Regions from separate parts of the Mus musculus genome. Here region 2 is linked to region 1. Evidence: chromatin contacts called from ENCODE Hi-C or POLR2A ChIA-PET data. All regions are on one chromosome and are shown on one strand. The core of a region is the stretch at or near the end of the contact, and the rest is flanking DNA. Distances in the headings are between cores, read along the strand shown.

Evidence for each region. Hi-C counts contacts between places; a loop is a spot of excess contacts on that map. ChIA-PET counts read pairs that join two places held with the same protein, here RNA polymerase II (POLR2A).
Region 2: a map of regulatory T cell shows a loop between it and region 1 (4-fold over the local background). The contact joins the promoter of Hddc2 here to the promoter of Cenpw in region 1. A Hi-C loop is called at or near these places in 4 of 37 maps with a recorded cell type or tissue (T-helper 2 cell, regulatory T cell and v-Abl transformed pro-B cells). POLR2A ChIA-PET finds 5 or more read pairs at or near these places in 1 of 5 experiments (Patski).

What each region holds. Positions count from the first base shown.
Region 1 is chr10:30,197,818-30,201,903 of GRCm38, reverse strand. It overlaps Cenpw (centromere protein W), which reads left to right and starts at 1,364. Exons shown (of 3, transcript NM_001109747.1): 1 at 1,364-1,543; 2 at 3,325-3,438. The coding sequence starts at 1,424.
Region 2 is chr10:31,311,769-31,315,884 of GRCm38, reverse strand. Hddc2 (HD domain containing 2) reads right to left here and starts at 2,480. Exons shown (of 6, transcript NM_027168.2): 1 at 2,402-2,480; 2 at 1,249-1,370. The coding sequence starts at 2,470.

The sequences.
Region 1 (4,086 bases), core at 115-2,614:
GGGTGAGTAGGGAAGCAGGGCAGAGGGAAGGTATAGGGAACTTTAGGGATAGCATTTGAAATGTAAATAAAGAAAATATCTAATAAAAAAAGGCAAAAAAAAAAAAAAAGAGAACATTTTTGATAGAATGAATGTCCTAGGAATCTGACAGAAGAAGTCAAGAAAGACCTAAAATGATGTGTTCATGGGGAAAATGACTGTGGTTTTGACCTGGAGATTTAAATGCAAGCGCCAGCAACATTTATGTCTTTCCTGTCTGATGAGCCTCTGAAACTTTGAAGAATTATAAACTTCTTGATAAAATCTTTTAATAGGATCAATTTCTTCCATATCTCTTAATACCATTTAATTGGCACACAGGTATTTAGCTGGGGATGCAGTGTACACACAAGAACAGACATTGCATTTTGTAGGCTTATTTTTTTTGACACCACAGTATTTTAAAGACAATATCTGAATTGGCTTGCAGTAGCCTCATTACTATATGAATGAAAATAAATATAAGATTATATGGCAAAAAAGAATATATAATATTGCTTCTGCTTTTGTGATTTTTATTGAATGCTTAGGTGCTCAAATGTGTGCTTCTGCCTCTAAATGCTTTCTTGTGGTTTTTCCTTGGCTCTTTTTCTTCTGTTTTTTTTCCCTCTTGTGATTGTTTTTGCTTTGTTATTTTATTTTATTACTATTTGTTAGATCCCGTTTTGTTTTCTGAGGAGAGACTGAAAGGGTATTGATGTGAATAGGAACAGAAATTCGGAGCATTTTGGAGCTGGTAGGAGAGGGGAAATTGCAATCAGAATACAGCTTATGAAAAAGAAATCTATTTTCAATAAAAGAAAAAGAAAGTATATTTGAAAGCTATAGGGAAATTAAGGGAGGGAACAATGAAGGGAGAGCATTTGTGAGGAAAATCTGGTGTAAGAAAAAAAGAATCTCATGCAAAGCCAAATGCAATAATATAAAAATATACATTGCTTATTGGTAATATCAAAAAATCGGGCCTAAGTTCCTAATAAAACACAAACTTCTTTCATTTACTTTCTTATTCATTAGAATCCAGTTGCTATATGGATAGCTTGGTGAGCACAGAAGGGTTTTACTGGGCTTATTGACTATTTTCACAATTTCTCATCCTTTGTATGGAACCAAGAGTCGAACTACAGCACCATAGAAAACTACAGACAAAAACAGCAAAGCAAGCCTTAGAGACCTTGAAGCAGTGGGTTCGCAGGACACACCCTTTTCCTGAGGAGTCCATCCTCCAGCCTGCGCTTCCGGTGCTGCGGTGGGTGTGGTTTTCAGTGACGTCACAGCCGTGCGCCGTCCGGCGGCCAATTCAAATCGACCACTCGGCGGTGTGGGGAGGCAAGTGGCGTGTCAGTCTGTGGTGAGCGGCCCTGACGTGCGACGGGCCGCGAGGATGGCGCCCTCCACCACAGTCACTAGGCGGGTAAAGCGCAAGGCGCCCCGCGCCTTCCTCAAGCGCACCTTAAAGCAGAAGAAGCCTCACCTAGGTCTGGGGAGGTGCTGCGACCTCCTGGTAAGTCCTGCTCTCTCCGCCTTCAGGCCCGCCGGCCACGACCGGCCGCGGAGCGCCCTGCCCCGGGGGACCGCGGAAGGAGGACGCGGAGCCCGTTCAAAACTCCCGCGGGAAGGCCCCGCACCCCCCCTTATTGCTTCCAGGGCCAGCCGTTAAGGAGACTGCCTGGCTCTGGGATTAGTTTAATTGATCCGGGTATGGAAGGTAAACCGGCTAGAAACAGATTTGGGCCCCTGCCTGCCTCCCCAGCTCCTGTATGTTCTTACCGAACCCATTTCTCTATGGCCGCTGCACTAGGTCCCCTACTAAAGTGATCGTGTAGATGTGGCGTCAAGTCTTTAAAACTTTCAAGACTCGTTTTTCAGACTCGTGTTTACCTGAAATATAGTGCTTTCCACTAATTAATTGGCCCAAAAATAAATAACAATGTTACAGCCTGAAAGTAAAATCAGTTTGTTTTCTGCCCTTTTTTTTGGGGGGGGGGGTGTTGTTTTGTTTTACTTTGGTTTCGTTTTGTTTTTTTTTCAAGACAGGGTTTGTCTGTGTAGCCCTGGTTACCCTGGAACTTGATGTGTAGACAAGGCTGGCTTCGAACTCAAAGATCGGCCTACCTCTGCCACCACCACTAACACTCTCAGTATGTTGATTTTCAAGGCAGAGTTTCTCTGTACCTGCCCGGGGAAGTCCTGGAATTCAGTTTGTAGACTAGGCTGGAACTCACAGAGACACCCCGGCCCCCAACCTTCATCCCTGCCTTTGCCTCCCAAGTGCCTGACAAGGGATGCAGAGCTCTTAACCACTGAGCCATCTCCAGATACTGGTTTTCTTGACTACTACAAAATTATCTACATTCTCTCTCTCTCTCTCTCTCTCTCTCTCTCTCTCTCTCTCTCTCTCTCTCTCTCTCTCTCTCTCCATTGCTGTTTTTTTCCACATCCCTGACTCCTTAGTGGTTGAGATAGCGTAAGTGAGCTGGGATTTCCGTGGAATACACTTTTGATAGTTTCTTCTGTTTTCCCTGGAGTCTAACAGAGAACAAAACCCACCTGATGAGGAATATCCAGGAGCTCACTAGCTGATTCAAGGGATTGTCAGGCCTTTCTCAAGTAGCTTAGTTTCCATTTTCTGTCCTGAAGTGACCCGTGGCTGTATGGACTCCGGTGGAGTGCTCTAGGTGTCAAGCAGAGTTGAAGCCCAACACTTTGTAGTGGTAGCATAGGGAAGGTCCAGTTGTTCGGCCAGTTGTTGTTCCCAGGTGCTGGTTTCCTGTTCTGTCACTCTTGTTAAACAGCTCCTGTTTAGGCTGTTGCTCATTGACATTTCTTTGCTTACAGTGTTCTGCTCTCCATTAACTTCATAATTATACCTGATAAAGCACTCCATGCCATTCATAAAGTTTGTACTATTTAAAGCAGCACGTTTTTCTGCATGACTACCATACCAGTTAGTTGTTGAGGCGTTAATATTCTTCCCAGTGTTTCAAATTCTGATGTGATCTCCCAGTGTAGTGTGCAGCCTTATGGGATGATTGTTCATTCGTCTGGGAACTGGGATCAGAAGCCGTTGTCTTCTTTATTTAAGCACAAAGCCCTGAAGCTTCTGAGTCATCCTTGTTTGGAATACTTGGTAACTGATATAAATAAAGAAAACATGTGCGCGATACCTGCGAATAGTGCCCTCACAAACCTGGAAGAAGCTGTGGGTTAGAAAGTTGTGAGTAATAAATTTATGTTAACAAGGTTTTTATATTATATAACCCTACTTGTGCTTTGCTTTTAAAGATCCATTTGAATTGCCTACTTTTTATTCAGCGATTGGCAGAAGAGTCCAGGACAAATGCTTGTGAAAGTAAATCTAGAGTTATCAAAAAGGATCATGTACTGGCTGCAGGAAAGGTAAAATATAAATTTTCTTAGTAACAAGAGTTAACTTTAAAAATACTGTTATGGCCATCATCTTTGTCTGATTCAAATACTTTTTATTTCAAAATACCTGTAGGCTAGCATAGTGCTAGAAGAGTTAGGATAGACTGTGAGATGTGCCAGCAAGGAAGGCTGTTGAACTTTGTTAAAATACACAGCATACTTAGCATTTTGTAAACTTGTTTAAGCACGTGATACTTTCTTATATAGTACCCATAGTACTATCTCTTTGCTGGCCCTGCCTTACTTGGGGAAGCCAAGGCATTGGACATGCCCTGGCAATTTTTATGAGACTTCTGAATACTCTTCAGTGAGAAACACGACAACTATTATATTCCAATTAAGGACTTTTCTGAAAGCAATGCAATGATTAAGAGCATGAAGAGTATATGAAAGTGTTTTCAATTTACACCCCTGGTTTTTTTTCTAAATATATAACATACTTAGCATTTTCAAAATTTTTTATTACCATTATTATTTGCCTGCATGCATGTGTGCGTGTGTTTGTGTGTGTGTGCACTTGTCAAGGCATACCTGTAGAGGTCAGGGCAACTTTTGGCAGTTGGTCTTCTCCACAATGTGGGATGAGACACAGGTCATCAGCCTTAGCAGACCCAACCC
Region 2 (4,116 bases), core at 1,231-3,730, 1.1 Mb before region 1:
TGACTTTTAAAAAAAATGGCTGATTTTACAAATGCTCATTTTAGGAGGTTCCACAAAGTCAGGAGATGTTTTACTTACACAAAATTTAGAACTCCAATGTCCTATTGCCAAAACAGTCAATATATATGGTAATGGATGCAGCTGAACTGACAGGGTTTTGAATTTGTATGGTAAGGCTACTGACCTTACAGCTTGTAGTGTACTGGCCTACCATGCACAAGGTCCTGAGTGTGATGCCCAGAATCACTAACAGGGGATAGAGGGAAGTACTTCATAGGGGAGACATGAAAATTACATTAAATAATGTTCTCATTCCATACTGATCATTTAACTCATGGCTATGAGAATAATCATCAGAATGGCAGGTGCAAATAATGAGGCAGGTGCCCCAGAATGGCTGGCATTTTTCAGTCTTAATACTCAACAAAGGGTCTCAAAGCCTCCTAGGTTTCCCACCTCCATTTTTTTTTTTTCTGGTCCAGGTCAAAATCTCTAACCAACTTCATTCATATCTCCAATTGACTTTTCATTTTTGTCTTGTGGTTTTTGTTTCTAAGTTCCCTAAGTTCTACTCTATCTGCAGAGCAACAGGACTTGCTGGGCTCCCCAAAAACATCCCTGTAGTCAACCTTACTTCCTTTTATTCCCCAAAGTACTCCATTACCTTCTCACCACCAGGATTTTGTTTCTGGACACTCTATATGCAAAGCCTTTCCCTACTTCTTAACCTATGTCACTTAGCTCAGATGCCATCTAACCCGTGAAGACCAACCAAGAACATGAGATCTTCCCTGCTACTGGAACAACTGGCTAATTTCCTACCCTAACTTATTTTGTAATTTTTATTGAAGCCACATCAGTCCTGTGCAATTCATTTGCTGTCTTCTTTGTAAACTCTTGTCTTGTGATTATCAAGCATTAAAAAGAACAAAAACAAAAACTTGCTGATGATCTAAAGAGATGCTAACTCTTTATAGCTCCTATGTAGTTATTGCCACACTAGTTCAACAATATGGCCTCAGAAATGGCTATCATTATTCATAAAAGCAGATAGTTCAAAGCCAAGTAAATACTAATTAATGCAAAGATACAATTCACACATATTCACCCTTTAAGGCCCTAACTTCTCACTTGTTTCCCCTGAGACCAACGCAGAATGTAACAGAAAACTTACTATAGTTTACAACTGAAGTCATCCTCACACAGAGTCCAGAAACCTTCATAAGCATCAATGTTCAAATAACTTACCTATCCTTGTTAAGACGGTCATCTCTGGTCACCATGGCCATAACTGCCATCCGGTACATGTGATCTGACACGCTTTCTGGCTTTTCGACATTTCTGTATACCCAGCCAGTCCGTGGAACTCTCTAATAAATAAGATAAGGAATTAAACAAAACACTATCCCTGGGAACAACAACAAAAAATGACAGGTGCTCTTCAAGAAAATGCCAGAGAATGGCCACAGAGCCACATGTCAGCTGAGTCGTGGTTTCAAACCTATTTTTTTAAAAATGTTTCATTTAAACTAATCATATCGATAAAAATCTGAAATCTCACTAGTGAGTGGACAATTCACAAATATACAAAAATGTTCAAAAGTATACAAAAGTCCAATAGTCTTTACTCTGTGCTAGTGAAGTATAACTATGGGATAATACACAAAAAGTTTTTAGACATAAAAGCAAAACTGGTGGTACGCCTGGTGGTACACGCCTGGAATCTAAGAACTCAACAGGTGAAGACCCAAGTTCCAGGCTGCCAGCCTGTGCTGTTCATCTGTGGTGTAGTTAGGAAAAATGCAAAGCAAAGCCCCAGTATTATTCCTAACTATGAGAGTAGTAGGTTTGTGCCGTCCAAAAACTCATTTCATACAATAATAGAATATTTTGTACATGCAACATGTGACAGACTCTCCAATTCTAACTCAGATGGCTTGGAGGAGTTTCCATGGCAGTCAAGCCTTTCACTACTTCTCAACCTGTGTAAGTCTGCATTTTCTCTGGGAGTTCTATGCATCTAACGAATTTCACAAATAGTCGCAGTGTTACAGAACAGCTCATCTTGGAACAAAGGGGGCTCTGCACAAGCTCTGCCAAGCAAGGGCTGGTGCACGCTGAAACCGATTTACTGAAACCAACAGTTCCGGAAGTCACGGTGATAGAGGAAGGTTTCCACAGCCTACGTGCAGGGGTTTCGGCTCCTGCCTTCCGCTGCCGCTCCGCAGCATCGCCATGGCCTGGGTTGTGGCCGCGCTGGGCATGGAGCGTGCACGAGTCCCCGGTCCAGCCTCGGCTGCGTACCCGCCAGCAACGCCGGGCTGAGCGAGGGAGGTTGCGTGAGGTCGGTGCCTGAGCTGGGCCGCACCGCCTCCCGGCCAAGCCGATCCCACCCGCTCACCTTGAGCTGCCCAACTAGACGCAGAAAACGCAACAGCCCGGCTCCAGAGCCGGACGAGGCCAAAGCCATGCTGAAGTGCATAAGAGCTGGGCGGTGTCAACCTCAAGCCCCTCCCCATTCCCCTTCAGCTCCTCCCCGCCCTCCTTCAGCTCCTCCCCGCCCTCCTTCAGCTCCTCCCCGCCCTTCTTCAGCTCCTCCCCGCCCTCCTTCAGCTCCTCCCCGCCCTCCTTCAGCTCCTCCCCGCCCTCCTTCAGCTCCTCCCCACCCTTTGGCTCCTCCTCACAGCCCCACTTCCTCCTTTGGTAGAGCACTTTCTCTGTACTAAGGTCTGTGCTCAGACTTTGGATGGTCTCTGCCCAAGTAACCATCAACTTTCACAGGAATCGCAGCTTGACGCTAAGGGCAGAAAGGCCTAAGGAGGATGAAGCTGGATAATGCCTGCAAACCTTGCTTCTTAGAAGCCCAGTGTCTGATTGGCAGGAAGAGCTAGCTATAAGAAGCTTCGCTTAACCAGTTTAACAAAGGCACTGGGCAAGCCTGTGAAGGGAGGCAATGCTTGGCAGACATACCAGGAAACTTTGGAGGAAGCAGGAAATGGGCTAGTAAGAGGAAGCCCATGGTGAAACCACAAGCATCCATTCTGCCAGGAAACTGATCAGGATCTTCCAGGACTACCTGACTAGTTTCCATTGACAATTTGATGGTACAAACTTTTAAATGCAGTTAATGGATATGGACAAATTCAAGCAGAGGGAGTCGAGGATATGAATAAGATTCAAGAAGAAAGAGAAATAAAAAGGAATTCCAATTTTATTTGTAACAAAGTAGGTTTATTTATTTACAGGGCCCTAAAAGGTGATGGTTCTAATGAACCATTGTCTGTTCTCGTTTCTCACTACTTGATATACCTACCACCTCTTCCATATGAGCCCGAATACTATACCGGGAACTATACTAGAAAATGTATAGTCATCATAGCATAATGTTGGTATAGAATGTTGCTCAGTAGATTCTACAGAACCCTGAGGCAGCATCCATGAGCAGCATCCAGGATTCTAAAGTCAGCTCTACAGAAGAAATGAAAAGTTGGCAGTATAGTGTAGCTGTGCATGAGGTCCCAAGTGCTCTCCAGCACTGAAGTAGCATCCATGAGCAGCATCCAGGATTCTAAAGTCAGCTCTACAGAAGAAATGAAAAGTTGGCAGTGTAGTGTAGCTGTGCATGAGGTCCCAAGTGCTCTCCAGCACTGAAGTAGGTGAGTGGTTTGTGTTATCTATAAAGCACAAGCTTCAAATGCCAGCACCACCAGGCTGCCTTGCTATGCTAAGGTCCTAGGTGTAGAAAGCCCTATTCCTGGTTTTATATATAGTCCCTATCTGCTTTCTCCCTATAAATCATACTGTTAGTCACTCTAATCAGAGTGTTTGAATCAGGTGTTATCGCAGTAAAAATGCCTGTGAAAGTGGCTTTTTAGAGTATAAAACTTTCTGGAAATCATAAATAGGACTTTATGGAAGTAGAATATCTTAAATAGCACCTTGCTCACCACCCTAGTTTGACAGTGTGAACTTGGGAGAGTAGGGGCTCTTTAGTCAGAGCATCCAGCAATTTGTACTCTGAGGGTTAAGAAGATTCAAATGAGTAAAGTATTTGATGACAAAGACAAGCCATATGTGACAAGAAAATGTTTTTTTTCATAGATGCACATGAAGAAT